Regions from separate parts of the Homo sapiens genome. Here all the other regions are linked to region 3. A link is a contact called in ENCODE Hi-C or POLR2A ChIA-PET data. All regions are on one chromosome and are shown on one strand. Each heading gives the region's core, a stretch centred on a gene start or an enhancer-like site at or near the end of the contact. The rest is flanking DNA. Distances are from core to core; before and after follow the strand shown. Region 1 holds the start of BTBD8 (BTB domain containing 8). Region 2 has its middle 150 kb from the start of CDC7. Region 3 holds the start of TGFBR3 (transforming growth factor beta receptor 3). Region 4 holds the start of EPHX4 (epoxide hydrolase 4).

What was found. A loop is a pair of places that touch in the nucleus more often than their neighbours do. ChIA-PET counts read pairs that join two places held with the same protein, here RNA polymerase II (POLR2A). Pooled maps may share reads with other maps.
Region 1: a loop to region 3 is called in a map of naive thymus-derived CD4-positive, alpha-beta T cell, with 14 times the contacts of the local background. The contact joins the promoter of BTBD8 here to the promoter of TGFBR3 in region 3. A Hi-C loop is called at or near these places in 1 of 168 maps with a recorded cell type or tissue (naive thymus-derived CD4-positive, alpha-beta T cell) and 6 of 50 pooled maps. POLR2A ChIA-PET finds 5 or more read pairs at or near these places in 1 of 52 experiments (activated CD4-positive, alpha-beta memory T cell).
Region 2: a map of ascending aorta shows a loop between it and region 3 (6-fold over the local background). The contact joins the enhancer-like site here to the promoter of TGFBR3 in region 3. A Hi-C loop is called at or near these places in 1 of 168 maps with a recorded cell type or tissue (ascending aorta), 1 of 37 single-sample maps with no recorded cell type and 8 of 50 pooled maps. POLR2A ChIA-PET finds 5 or more read pairs at or near these places in 3 of 52 experiments (HepG2, WTC11 and activated T-cell).
Region 4: a loop to region 3 is called in a map of naive thymus-derived CD4-positive, alpha-beta T cell, with 4 times the contacts of the local background. The contact joins the promoter of EPHX4 here to the promoter of TGFBR3 in region 3. A Hi-C loop is called at or near these places in 1 of 168 maps with a recorded cell type or tissue (naive thymus-derived CD4-positive, alpha-beta T cell). POLR2A ChIA-PET finds 5 or more read pairs at or near these places in 1 of 52 experiments (GM10248).

Annotation. Positions count from the first base shown.
Region 1 is chr1:92,078,734-92,081,898 of GRCh38, forward strand. It overlaps BTBD8 (BTB domain containing 8), which reads left to right and starts at 1,612. Exons shown (of 18, transcript NM_001376131.1): 1 at 1,612-1,987. The coding sequence starts at 1,839. RefSeq lists an enhancer at 2,885-3,165.
Region 2 is chr1:91,649,831-91,653,184 of GRCh38, forward strand. No RefSeq gene overlaps it. Among named protein-coding and RNA genes, the nearest start is that of CDC7, 150 kb to the left of the region's middle. Within about 2 kb of position 1,966, at least 17 of the 41 ENCODE cell types and tissues checked have a DNase peak (open chromatin) inside an H3K27ac peak, as active enhancers do; they include ascending aorta, where a contact is called at or near this core.
Region 3 is chr1:91,884,410-91,887,672 of GRCh38, forward strand. It overlaps TGFBR3 (transforming growth factor beta receptor 3), which reads right to left and starts at 1,742. Exons shown (of 17, transcript NM_003243.5): 1 at 1,469-1,742. RefSeq lists enhancers at 550-1,313, 1,314-2,076 and silencers at 1,219-1,428, 1,439-1,518, 1,869-2,008.
Region 4 is chr1:92,028,454-92,031,562 of GRCh38, forward strand. EPHX4 (epoxide hydrolase 4) reads left to right here and starts at 1,532. Exons shown (of 7, transcript NM_173567.5): 1 at 1,532-1,857. The coding sequence starts at 1,627. It overlaps LOC124904218 (a long non-coding RNA gene), which reads right to left and starts at 1,934. Exons shown (of 2, transcript XR_007066222.1): 1 at 912-1,934. RefSeq lists an enhancer at 1,231-1,732.

The DNA.
Region 1 (3,165 bases), core at 362-2,861, 190 kb after region 3:
TTTAATTTTTTGAGGAACCTCCATACTGTTTTCCATAATGGCTGCACCAATTTACATTCCTACGAAAAGTATATGTAAATTGACTAAATTTGCCAGTCAAAATATAAATACTGCCTGGGTTATAATACACCATTATTATGGTGTAACACACCATATATTATAGTGTGATATATGACATTGTGTGACCTTGGCCAAGTTTACCTATCCTTTGTATGCCTCAGCTTCCTCATCTGTAAATAGGTCTGAAGACAGTACCTAGCTAAATGGTTGTTGTAAGGATTAACTGAGTTAAAACACACAGAGCAAATAGAGTAGCGTTTATCACATAATAAGGATTCAAATATAAGCTACTATTATGTTATCTTTGACACCCCTCGTTTCTACAGGAATAATTAAGAATCAATTATCCATCCAAGCATTTGGGAATTAATTTTAAAAAATCAATTATCCAGTTATATTTTTCAGAATTAAGATGTCTGAATATTTGAGAGGGGGCATTATCTGAAGAAATGGTTACCTCTTGGCCAATCTTATGGTACAAATACAAAGTCCATATATTCCCCTCCCCGCCTCCTTTTTTTTTTTTTTTGTTTGGTAGAGACAGGGTCTCCTTATGTTGCCCAGGCTGGTCTCTAATTCCTGGGCTCAAGTGATCCTCCCGCCTTGGCTTCCCAAAGTGCTGGGATTACAGGTGTGAGCCACCGCAACCTGGCCAATGTATTTTCCAAGCAATTACTATTCTTCACCTTGTGTGTAGAGTTTGTGAATGAAACAGATTTTTTTTTTTTTTTTTTTTTTTGAGACAGGGTCTTGCTGTGCTGTTCAGGCTGGAGTGCAGTGGTGCAATCATGGCTCACTGCAGCCTCGACCTCCCGGGCTCAAGCCATCATTCCGCCTCGCTTCCCAAGTAGATGGGACTTGCCCGGCCCGAAGCGGAACTACTGAGTTTCCTTATTTTGGAGGCAGTAATCAAATAAAAAATACCAAAACCTTAAATGATAATCAGTTTGCTACTTTATTTGGGACAAAAGAGAATTCTATATTTCATCCATCCATCACTTCACTGCTCAAAGACTTTGCCCCTTACCTATTTCTCCCTTCTTGGTCATAAATGTTAGGGCTTTATATGCAAAGCCCTGTGCTTTCTCCGATCAAGTCCAAAAGCTTGTATGAGCCACTCCTTGGATAAGAAGGGGATGGGGCCTTCTAGATGCTGTAAGTATCTCTTATATTGAACTCAGAATTGTTCTGACTGGCAGTTTATGAAGTTCTTCCCCTACTCCTCCCATCGCCAATTTTTCTTGCCCCAAACATTTATACCTCAGGGTTAAGAAGCCAGGTAAGTGAGGGGGTGTGACTCGCCCAGTCTTTCGTTGGAAAAAAGTGTAGACCTGTCAGGAAGACACAGCATAGAAAGGCTGCATGTGCTGATTTGAACTCGAGCCTCAGTAAAACATTGAAATGAATGAACACCAACCGGAAGGGAAAGAAGAGGGGAGGGGATAAGGAGCCTGAGGATTGGTTTGCCCCGCGGGATGGTCCGCGCCTGAGCCATGGGAGGCGGGGTGCCCGCCGGCAGAAGTAAACAGAGCGAGTACGCCTGCGCACGCTCTTCCTGGGTCAAGAGCCGGCTCGGTTCTGGGATTCTGAGGCTCCCCACCGCGGTCCGGCTTCTCTGGGAGACTGTCTACAAACCGACGAGAGGCGTCAACCTTTTACCCTAGGGGGCGGATTTGGGTAGGAGCCGAGCGTTCGGTCGGAAACGCCCCCTTCTTCCTCCTGGGCGGGGCAAGTGAGGCCAAGTACTGGGCCTCCAGGGCGTCGTACCTCTGTGAGACATGGCTCGCTGTGGGGAAGGCAGTGCGGCCCCCATGGTACTTCTGGGGTCCGCTGGAGTTTGCAGTAAGGGGTTGCAAAGGAAGGGGCCGTGTGAGCGGCGCCGGCTGAAGGCGACGGTGTCGGAGCAGCTCAGCCAGGATTTGCTCAGGTAGGAGGAGGCGGGAACTCTGGCTGCTTCAGTTCCTAAATCGCCCACCTCCGCCCCGAAGCTGAGGCTTCTTTCGGCTCTGCCTCCCCCTCCCTCAGCACTTGGTTCTCCTCGCCTCAGGCGACTGCGGGTCGTTAGCCAGTCTCCCCACTATTCCGAAAAGTGGCTTCGCTCGCCCTGAATAAACAATCCCGAGCACCTCGACACCATGTACCAGATTCAAAAGGAAAACAAAAAAAGCTTAGTCGTGTGCAGCACTAGTTTGCTAGAAATATCTCAACACAGGCACGCTTAGTTGTTTCCAATCACTAAGGTCGGGTGGATCCAGGTCCTGAAACTTACACAATTTTTAAAATAAGCTTATACTATTTTAAGAAAAATAATAAAATTAGGAAAACGATTATTTGAAATGAGGAAAGAACAATACTATAGTCTTGGAGGTCTCTTCTGAGGTCTCTTTAAACAATTTACCAGAAATGCTTCCTGATTGCGACCTGGATTCCTCTCTCCACCTAGAGCTCTCTGTAGCTCCCAGCAACTCTCAGCTCCTGTGAGGACCAAAGCAAATGGAGGGTCTTCCTGACATTTAACCTTTGTAAGCCTCATGGATATCCTTCTCGGGTTATTGGGAATCCAGCTAAAGTAATTTCAGCTTACAAAGAAATTGAAGCTTAGAAATATGACCTAGCTAATTTACATTTCCAGCAAGACATTGATTCTTAAACTTGGGTGGGCATCACTGAAATTTTCCATTTCTAACAAGGCCCCAAGTGATGCTAATGCTGCTGGCTAGGGTGACTATGAGAACCACTGAGGTAAACATAATTACTAATAATTAAAAGTTGTGCAGCATTCTACTTTTTTTTTTTTGGAGACGGAGTCTCGCTCTGTCGCCCAGGCTGGAGCGCCGTGGCGCGATCTCGGCTCACTGCAACCTCCACCTCCCGGGTTCAAGCCATTCTCCTGCCTCAACCTCCCGAGTAGCTGGGATTACAGGCACGCGCCACCACGCCCGGCTAATTTTTGTATTTTTAGTAGAGACGGGATTTCATCATGTTGGCCAGGCTAGTCACGAACTCGTGACCACAAGTGATCCGCCCGCCTCGGCCTCCCAAAATGCTGGGATTACAGGCGTGAGCCACTGCGCCCAGCCAGGATTCTACATTTTGAAGTGCTTT
Region 2 (3,354 bases), core at 716-3,215, 230 kb before region 3:
ATAAATGGATCAATGAATAGATGTATGGATGCTTCAAACAGGCTCTCCTTGGAAAGACTGCCATAGAAGAGCAAGGCCTCAGGCTTGGGGAAAAAAGAGGAGTTCAAGTTAGGAATGAGTTTCTCCTGTCCAGCTCTCACCTAAACCTTGGTGAACTAGTTCCCAGAAATAGTAGAGTAAAGGAGGTGGTCCAGCCAGTTGTTACTGATCTGGATTGGCAGAAATGGAAGAAAAGATGCCAGAGTAGCAATGGAGTATTGATGCAGAAAAGGCAGAGAAGGGAATCCGTATGTAAAAATACCAGCCTGAAGCTGCAAAAAGCTACAAACAAGAACCTCCCTAAGAGCTTATCATACCAACAATAAGAAGCACTACTACTAACGCTTATATCTTAGGGACTTTTTACAGTTCTGTGATGTTGTAGCTCATTTTATCTTTACAACAGTCTTATGAGTTGGGTGCTTATTCATATTTTATAGATGAGGAAACTGAGGCACAGGAAACTTACCCAAGTCGATTCAGCTAGGAAGTGGCAATGCCGGAGTCTAAATCCAGACAGTCTAAATTTGGCATCCATGCTCTCAACCATGACAAGAGAAAAGCTGCCTCCCCTCTCATTTCCTGATCTCACCGATTCACCACCTACCCCAAGTTGCTAGAAAAACAATTCATCTTTTTTGATAGAAGAATATTCCTGTCAAGGCAGGATTCCCAGCTGTATTTGGTCTCATAGCTCAGGTAGAACAAAAGTGAGGTGAGGAAGAGAGCTGGGAGGGAGAAAGGCCCAGTGTCTGGGATGGTCCTTATATCCCCTTCCCTTGACAAACACATTCCCAGAAAGAATCAGTATAGAGGAAAAAGGGAGAGAACAGAAAAACTGCAGATAGGTCCAACTGACTGTCCCTCCCTGGAGAGTGGTCCCCTCCAGGCCTGGTGGCAGGCACTCTGTGGCCTGCATTCCAAAGATGGGCTTTGGTTTTTGGACCCAGGAAGAAGGGGCCAATATGCATCAGGGATCAAGTCAGAGTCAGTGACTCAGCCCACACAAGGCCCAGAGGTTCAGTAACACATCACAAGATGCTGAGACATGTCTCAAACACTTGCCAGCTGAGTCCATCTGGAACATGAGTTCTGAGCAGAAAAGAGCAGGGAGATGAGGGGAGGAGCCCTGGATGTGCTAGTCAGTGAGAACTGACTCAGAGGTGACTTCCAAGGCCAACCTGGGGTGATCTGGCTGAGTCTCGGACCAGTCTCAAGTGCTGTGGAAGGTCATGAGAGTGGCAAGGCTGAACCTCAAGACCAGTTTCCCAAGCAGGGAGGAGAGGGTGACTCCAACACTGCCTAGCCTCTCCCATGCCGTCCCTTTCTGGTCTCACTCAGGCCAGGGAGGACTGTTTTCCCAGGATGGCCCACCCTGAAATGTAGGAGGCAAAAGAAAGGAGCGCTATCAAAAATCCCTGGGGCAGTCTTGTTGCCACTTCTCTGAATCCTTTCAAAGGAAAAGAGCTCATAAGCAAGGCCATGAAATTGTTCCCACTTGTATAAGCAGAATTCTCACACTTGTGACTATTGAGCTTGTGATGTGAAATTACTTGTTCCATGTCTGTCTTTCCCACCGGGCAGTAACTGTTACCAGGGAAGGGACCAGGCTGGTCTTGTTCACTTGTGCCTAGGAGAGTGCCTGGTACACAGCTGGTGCTCAACACATATGTGTTGGGTGATAAACTGTGCATGGACGCTGGTCTTCTTCTAGCCCTTAGTTAGGAATTAGTATGAACAAGACCTCTTCCCACCCTTCTTTACCGGACCAGCCTGCAGATGCTCTTGCTCCCCTCTCCCCCGTCCACCAGGGCCTCATTTTGCATTTGCAGAGCCGGCAATTAAAACTCCCCCAGAAACTTTCTAAGAGCCAGAGGCCAGGTCACGTGGCTTGGGCCACCGCATGGAGCCTGGGCCTCCTCTGGCCCCAGTTGCAGCTCAGGTGTCAGAGGCTGGGCTGGGGGTGGGGGCTGGACTGGGAGGGCAAGATTTCTAGGAATCACTGGGGGCCTGAATTACTCAGATGAAGAATTTGAGAAGTTGATTCAGCTTTTGGGAGGAAATGTCAGTAACTAGGGGAAAAACAACTGGGATGAAGGGCGAGCTCCCTGGCTATGGGAAAGTGTGCTGGCTCCAAGTCAAACTGGCTCTCATCCAGATTTTTATTTCTGGTGTTTGGTGGTTACATAAAAAAAGCTTATAAACTTAACTCCAGTTAGAAAAAAATACAACTATTTCTAATATTGATCCTGGATAATCCCTTCAAACCTGTCAGGGAGACCACCCGGTGTGAAGGGAGGTGGGGGCCCAGTAGGTGACAACTTAGGGAGGGCTGGGGCCAAGGAGGCTCTGGGGCTGCTTGATTTGGAACAGCACCTTCTCCATGCAGGATGCCTGTTTTACTGGTCACCTGGCTGCTTCCTATAGGATTTTAAGGACCAAGGGACAAAAAGTTAATGTACAGGCGTGCAGCCTCCAGCAGTGATTCCTAGCCTTTCTAGAGTGCTCCCATGCTCACATTTGTATCTGATATTTGGTGACTCTTCCTCTCTGGGCAGAAATAATAGGTTAGTGTATATTTTTCAAGTGGAAATGAATTAAAATAATTTTATCAGATTGATAAAAGCATGACAAATACCAAATAGAGGAATTAACGAAGTATATGAATGGACAGTTCACTATAGGAAAACAAATGCCAAATGAATGTGTGCAAAGATGTTCATCCCCAACAGTCGCCAAAGAAATGCAATCAAAACAAGGTACTATTTTGTGACTTTCAGATTAAAAGGACTAGAAAGAAATAATATCGTTTTTCAGTTTTAACTCTTGGAAGACCAGCAAGTCAACTGGAAGACCACTAGGCCTGAGGCCTCAGTCCGATGACTGGTCACCATATTCTCATATAAAAAGCATAGAGAGACAGAGTTCTTCCCAAATGCCTACAATAACCAGTTAGAAAATACAATGGGAAAAAAATTCCTTTCACAATAGCAACAACAACAACAAAATTTTAAATGCCCAGGAATTAATAAATTAATATAACAAGAAATGAGGAAGCTAGATAAAGAAAGCATTCTGCCTTACTGAGAGACAAGGACATCAAAAGAGGGGCACATCTAAAAATATCCGGATGAGTTAAAGATTTCATTGTAAAATATCAAATTGTAAAAGTCCTAGAGGAAAAGCTAGGTAATTATGTAATTATGAGATAGGGGAGACTTTCTGTGGATGATCCCAAAAGCAGAAACCATTAGCGAAAAGTTGGATAAATATGACCTATATAAAAATTTTTAAAGATATGTTGATGAACAGCAT
Region 3 (3,263 bases), core at 492-2,991:
GCACCCTCATAAGTATGTAAAATCGCCTAAATTCATCACAGATACCTTATGTGTGTTTCAAGAGATATGCGTTCAGCTCAAATAGAAAGCTGAAAGATGGGAGAAGATGCATGGACTATGCACACAAATCTATGTACACACAAATCGGCCTGCACTTGCCGCTCTCCGCTGAGGAAGGAAGGTAGCTTTGGAGTCAGAACTAACAGAAAGTTATGTATGATCTTGGACAAGTAACTTAACCTCTAGTGTCTTATCTGTAAAATAGGGTTATTAATAGTGCTTTTCCCATAGAGATGCTGTGAGGATTAAGTGCACACAGTATGGGCTTAGAAAACGTTAGCTGTTATTATTATCCAAAAGAAACAACTGAGTTCACACTGAAGTAACTGTTTGCACTCTGCATTCAGGAAGAAGAAACGGTCTTGACGTGTGTTTTTACTACCTGTGGAGACTTCTCCCAAACCGCTCACTTCTTCGGAAGGACATAAAACTCAGAATACGCCTGGTTCCCCAGCACAGCCTGTCACTCCTACTATCCTCTGCCCTCGCCGCTCCTATCCTGCCACCGCAGGGCTAGCGGCAAGCAGCGCTAACCTCCGTGCGGTGCTTACTCGGTGCCAAGCACTGTTGTAGCACCTCACACACATTAAATCATTAGATGCTCACAGCAACTTTACGGGGCAAGTACTACTATCCTCACTTCACAGCTAGGGAAATGGAACGGTTTTCTTCTTCCAGCTTTTCGTGAGGACACCAAATCCACTAAGTTCTACTTTGCCAAGGTAATTCATGCTTGACACGTCGGCTCCTGACACTATGCGATTCTGCAAAGCGGGGCAAATGCCCTAATAAGATCAAGTCTGCAAGCAGATTCTTCTAGCGACAGTCCAAGATTTCCAAGTTTGTCCTAACCAAATGAATACAAGAAGAGAGCCTTCAAAATAAACCGGGGCGGGGGGGGGCCGAGCTGCAGCTTGCGGCTCAGCCCGCAAGGCACCCTGAGGGCGCGGCCAGCGGGGAACGCAAACCGCGTCCGTGCACGAGTCCGGGAGCCACAGCCTGGGCCACGGCAATTGACTGCGAACCCACAACAAACCATTCCCACCGAAGCTGTCACGCGCCCGGAGGGAAGTGGCCGCCGCGCCCCGCAGGGGTCAGAAGGACCCGCGGAGAGGAAGAGTGAGGGCGGGCGTGGAGAATTCCTCCCCAGCACTGCGCATCGCCGGGGGCACTGCCTGCCCCGTGCGGCCGCTGCCCACGCACCGCTGGCCACCGGTGCCTGCTCCCCGGAGGGTAAACACCGCCCCACCAGCGCCTCCCTCCCAAGGCCGGAGGTCCTGGCGGCTGGAGCGACCCTGGCCGGTAAGTAGGCACTGGCAGCCCGCGCCGCGCCGACGGGCACCCGCGCAGCCTGCAGAGCCCACAGCCCGGGCGGGCTGCAGCGCCGCGGGGCTGGGCCGGCACGTACCTCGGAGGCGGTGTGTCCAGCGGAGATCCACCCGCAGCAAGTTGGAGGAAAGCGGCGGCAAGTTTCCCCGCCCAGCGCTCGGCGGCGGCGAGCTCCGGCAGCTGCTGCGCCGCGGCAAAACTACGCCATCCGGACCCGCTGGGGACTCTCACCTCCTGCAGGGAGCTCCGGGAATCGCGCAGGGAAAGTGGCCGGGGCGCGAGAGCCGCCGACTGCCCTCCTTCACTCGCTGGGAAGAGGAAAGTGCCGCTCGGCGTCCCCGAAACCCTCGATTACCCCCATCAGGCCGACCCGGCGCACTCGCCCTCCCTCGCACACACGCGGGCGGGGACGGGCAGGACGCCACAGCAATCAGCGCGCGGGGGGAAGGGCGCTCCTCCGCCGGCCCCACCGGGGGCTCTCGGCCGCCCAGAAACTCCTCCTCCCGCCTCCCGCCTCCCGCCTCCTCTCTCCTCCCCCTTTGCCTCCGCGGCTGATGGATGAGCCCCGAATGCTGCTCGAGCCTGTGCTTCCCTTCGGGACGAGGAGGCCGAGAGAGAAGGGGCTAGGGGCGCGGCCGGGCTCAGCGTGCCCGGGTTGGGGCGGCCCCTGTCCTGGGGGAAGCGCGAGGGAGACGTGGGCACGAGCTGCGGGGACTCGCTCCCTCAAACGAGGTCCTTTGAACTTTCCAGGGCTCCCTGGAAGAGTTGGATTTTCATTTGGTTCCTTGGTCTTTATATAAAAGTTCTGAAACCTCAGATAATCTGATCACAGCCTCTTGCCCTCTCCCCAGCAGAGCTCCCCCATGCACACATTCATTCTGTCCCTGTGCTTTTTCCCAACCTCCGGTCCCGCTTGTTGTCACGCTCTGATGGTGGGCGCCGGCGGAGTCTTGCCTCTTCCCCTCCAGCAGCTGAGACTGCATTACCCAGCCGTTCCCCCTGCTAGCTAAATAAATTAATACAAATAATGGAGCTAGGTCAGCATTACCGGCGTTACCCGGAGGTGGGCGCGATATGAACGACAGTCTCGGCGGGGCAACGTCCTAAGTACCTGTGCCTGTGCGACGTCCTAAGTACCTGTGCCTGTGAAGTACACGCTGCAGAAGTTGAACTGCTGGCACCAGAACACCACTCTGATACTCTTGCTTACACCCAGTTTTTCTTATTAAAAAGTATACTTAAGTAACAGGACATTGTTTTACAAACAGGCAGGTGAAATGACCGTGGACTGACAGGTTTCAAAGACCAGACTTCCAGTCCTGACTACTGTGCGACCTTCCACAAATGGCTAACGGCTAATACCCGTCAAGGCTCAGTTCAAATGAAGGGCTTGGCCTAGAAGGCTTCTTCCAGTTCTAAAGGGCTATGGACCTATGCCTTTTTTTTTTTTTTTTTTTTTTTTTTTGAGATGGAGTCTCGCCCTGTCGCCCAGGCTGGAGTGCAGTGGCACAATCTCAATCTCAGCTCGCTACAACCTCCGCTTCTCAGGCTCAAGCGATTCTCCCACCTCAGCCTCCTGAGTAGCTGGGATTACTGACAAATGCCACCACGCCCAGCTAACTTTTTGTATTTTTTGTAGAGGGGGTTGGCAGGGCGGGGGTCTCACTTAGTTGCCCAGGCTGGTCTCAAACTCCTGAGCTCAAGAGATTCGCCTGCCTTGGCCTCCCAAAGTGCTGGGATTAGAGGCGTTAGCCGCTGCACCTGGCTCAATCCTAGGCTTTTAATATGTTGGAGAGTAGAATGAGGAGGCTTCTTATGACATGTTATTTGGAAAGTTATTGAGAGAACAGGAAATATTTCTCGTCCTCTTCCTC
Region 4 (3,109 bases), core at 282-2,781, 140 kb after region 3:
CACGGTGAAACCCCGTCTCTACCAAAAATACAAAAAACTTAGCCGGGCATGGTGGCGGGCGCCTGTAGTCCCAGCTACTCAGGAGGCTGAGGCAGGAAAATGGCGTGAACCCGGGAGGCGGAGCTTGCAGTGAGCTGAGATGGAGATCGCGCCATTGCACTCCAGTCTAGGCGACAGAGTGAGACTCCGTCTCAAAAAATAAAATAAAAAGAGTACTGAGAGAAATGTATAGGTGCTAAATGATTGCATTAGAAATTGCAAAGGTCTCAATAAGTTCCTAACTCAAGACCCTAGAAAAAAAGAGCAAAATACAGTTAACCCTCAAACAACATGTGTTTGAACTGTGTAGGTCCACTTACACATGGATTTTCTTCCACCTCTTCCCTCCCCCTCACCCCAAGACAGGAAGATCAACCTCCCTTCTTCTTTCTCCTCCTCAGCTTACCTAACCTGATGATGACAAGGATGAACACTCTTAAGATAATCCACTTCCACTTAATGAATAGTAAATGTATTTTCTCTTCCTTATGATTTTAACATTTTTCTTAATTATAAAGATACAGTATGTAATACATAAACATATGTTAATTGTTTTGGTCAGTAGTAGGCTATTAGTACTTAAGTTTGGGGGAACTCAAAAGTTATACATGGATTTTCAGATGTGAAAGGGTTCAGCAACCCTAACCCCCCGCATTGTTCAAAGGTCAATTGTATAACTCACACATGCTGAAGTAAATTCAAAATTGTACAGCCACTTTGGAAACCAGTTTGACAGTTTCTCATAAAAAATGAACACTTAATACCTGACCCGGTGATTGGGAAAAGGCTTAATGAAATTCTAACAGTGAACTGGACGATAGAAGAGGTCAGGACAAGAGTGGCCATGTCGGTGCTGAGGCTGAGATACCTACCGAGGACTGTCACTCTCACGGCTTCCAGCCCTTCGACGAACTCTCAGGTGTGTGGCCTTCTGGCCAGGCTTCTGCCGCGTCACGTTGTTGAAGCATTCGTTGTATCCCTGGGGTTGCAGCTCTCTGTAAGTTTGCTGTGGCTGAACCAGGCAAGGCATAGGCGGATTTCTACAGAAATTATGATTCCACGAAAGATTTTGAGAAGAGGAAGGCTGGTATCTTTCAGAGTGCAGAGTGATTTTGCACTCTAAAGAATCTCTTTGGGTGTAATAGCATGGAAGTTTGTCGCTGACCTGTGTCCCTGAACTATGACACACGAATATGTGGGCTTAGAAATAGTTTTGCTTGATACATTGAGAACAACAAAGAAGACTGAGTGGCGCTACCTTCTTTGGTGCCCAGGATGGTTTGGGAAAGTCTCGCCTTCATCCTCCCCCACAGTTTTGCGATTTTGAAACGGGATCTCGCTCTCCGCGGAAGACAGCCAAGCTCTGCACCCCGGCCTGGCCCGCCGCACCCCGCAGGCCCGGCTCTCCCCTGCGCGCTCCGGGCTGGGCGCGGCGCGTGTGCGGAGCCGCCGCGGTGACACGGAACGCCGGCCGCCCCGGGCCGGGGGAGGCGCGCGTCGAGAGGCGACGGCGGGCTGGCCTGGCGCGCTGCGGCGCTCGCTCACCCGCTCCCGAGGAAGGGCAGTGGGCCCCGCCGCCGCCTCCCAATGGCGAGGCTGCGGGATTGCCTGCCCCGCCTGATGCTCACGCTCCGGTCCCTGCTCTTCTGGTCCCTGGTCTACTGCTACTGCGGGCTCTGCGCCTCCATCCACCTGCTCAAACTTTTGTGGAGCCTCGGCAAGGGGCCGGCGCAGACCTTCCGGCGGCCCGCCCGGGAGCACCCTCCCGCGTGCCTGAGCGACCCCTCCTTGGGCACCCACTGCTACGTGCGGATCAAGGTGAAGGGCCGCGCGGGCCTGGCGGGAGCGGGAGGGAGCGTGACCGCCGCGAGGGTGGGGGGCTCCGGGCTTCTCCTTCCGAGACGCTGGCTCAGCGTCCCCTAGTGTCCTGGCAGGAGGGGAGGAGGGGTTGGGTCCCTGTGTGTCGTGTGTGTGTGTGTGTGTGTGTGTGTGTGAGAGAGAGAGAGAGAGAGAGAGATACAGATAAACAGCACTCGGTCTTTGCAGGCACCTTGATTGGTTTCTGAATGTGGAACTTCTCTAATCAGGGGCCTCTTATATTACTGCCCCCCGGCGCCACAACAACCCAGAATAAACCTGCTCTTTTTCCTACTGCAAGGGGAAGCTGTCTCCTGTCACCCTTTTGCCCTTTAGAGCTCAGATCAGCTGTAGAGAATTGTTCCTCGTGGCATCCTAATGTCTCAGGAGGCTGTTCTTGCCCAATTTTAGAGATAATAAGAGTAAACAGTCAGTCTTTGGGAGTCATGAGTTTATTATGATCACAGACGACTTAGGTTGCATGAAACAATAAGTAAATTGTGTGTGTTGTGGGGAGGAATGCATACTTATGAAGTCAGGGACCAAAGAAAGGAATGGAATAAAAGGTAAATCCAGCCATGCCTGCAGACGCTAATTGTTCAAGCTTCCTCACAGCCCACAAATATTCTGTTTCCTGAGGCTCCAGGTGGTGAAGGGAAATAGTTCCCGTGATACACCCTGCAGTCTGACTCACAGGCCTTTCAAACCCAGCCTCATAAGAGGGGATGTTTATGTCACCAAGTCCTTATTTCCTGTTAGGAGCTAAATTGCCCCGCAGCTGAAGTTCAGAAGGGCAAGAGAACTTCTTTCTTGCCTGGGGTCGACATGAGAATTAAATAGGTTAATATTTATAAAAACAAACACGAAAAACTTAGAACAATGCCTGATGCATAGTCAGTGCAATAAAGTATCTGTTAATTAAATCCATTGCAGTGCCCATAACATTTAATCCTCCAAGACTCACCACCAATAAAAAAAGTTATTGAACCTCTAGGAAGCCATCGTGCAGCTGAGGGTAAAGTCAGATTTGTTATCTCTGTTCAACCTGAGGGGTAAAAGTAGTATAAGAACCATCTGGAATTCCATAAAACACTTTTCCCCTCGCTCTGGCCGCCTAAAGAGCTTCCCCAGAGACAGAGAACCGAGTGGAAAGAGCATTGTCCTGGGAGTTAGGACAAGATGGAGATTCTGGTCACAGCCCTGCTCTCAACCA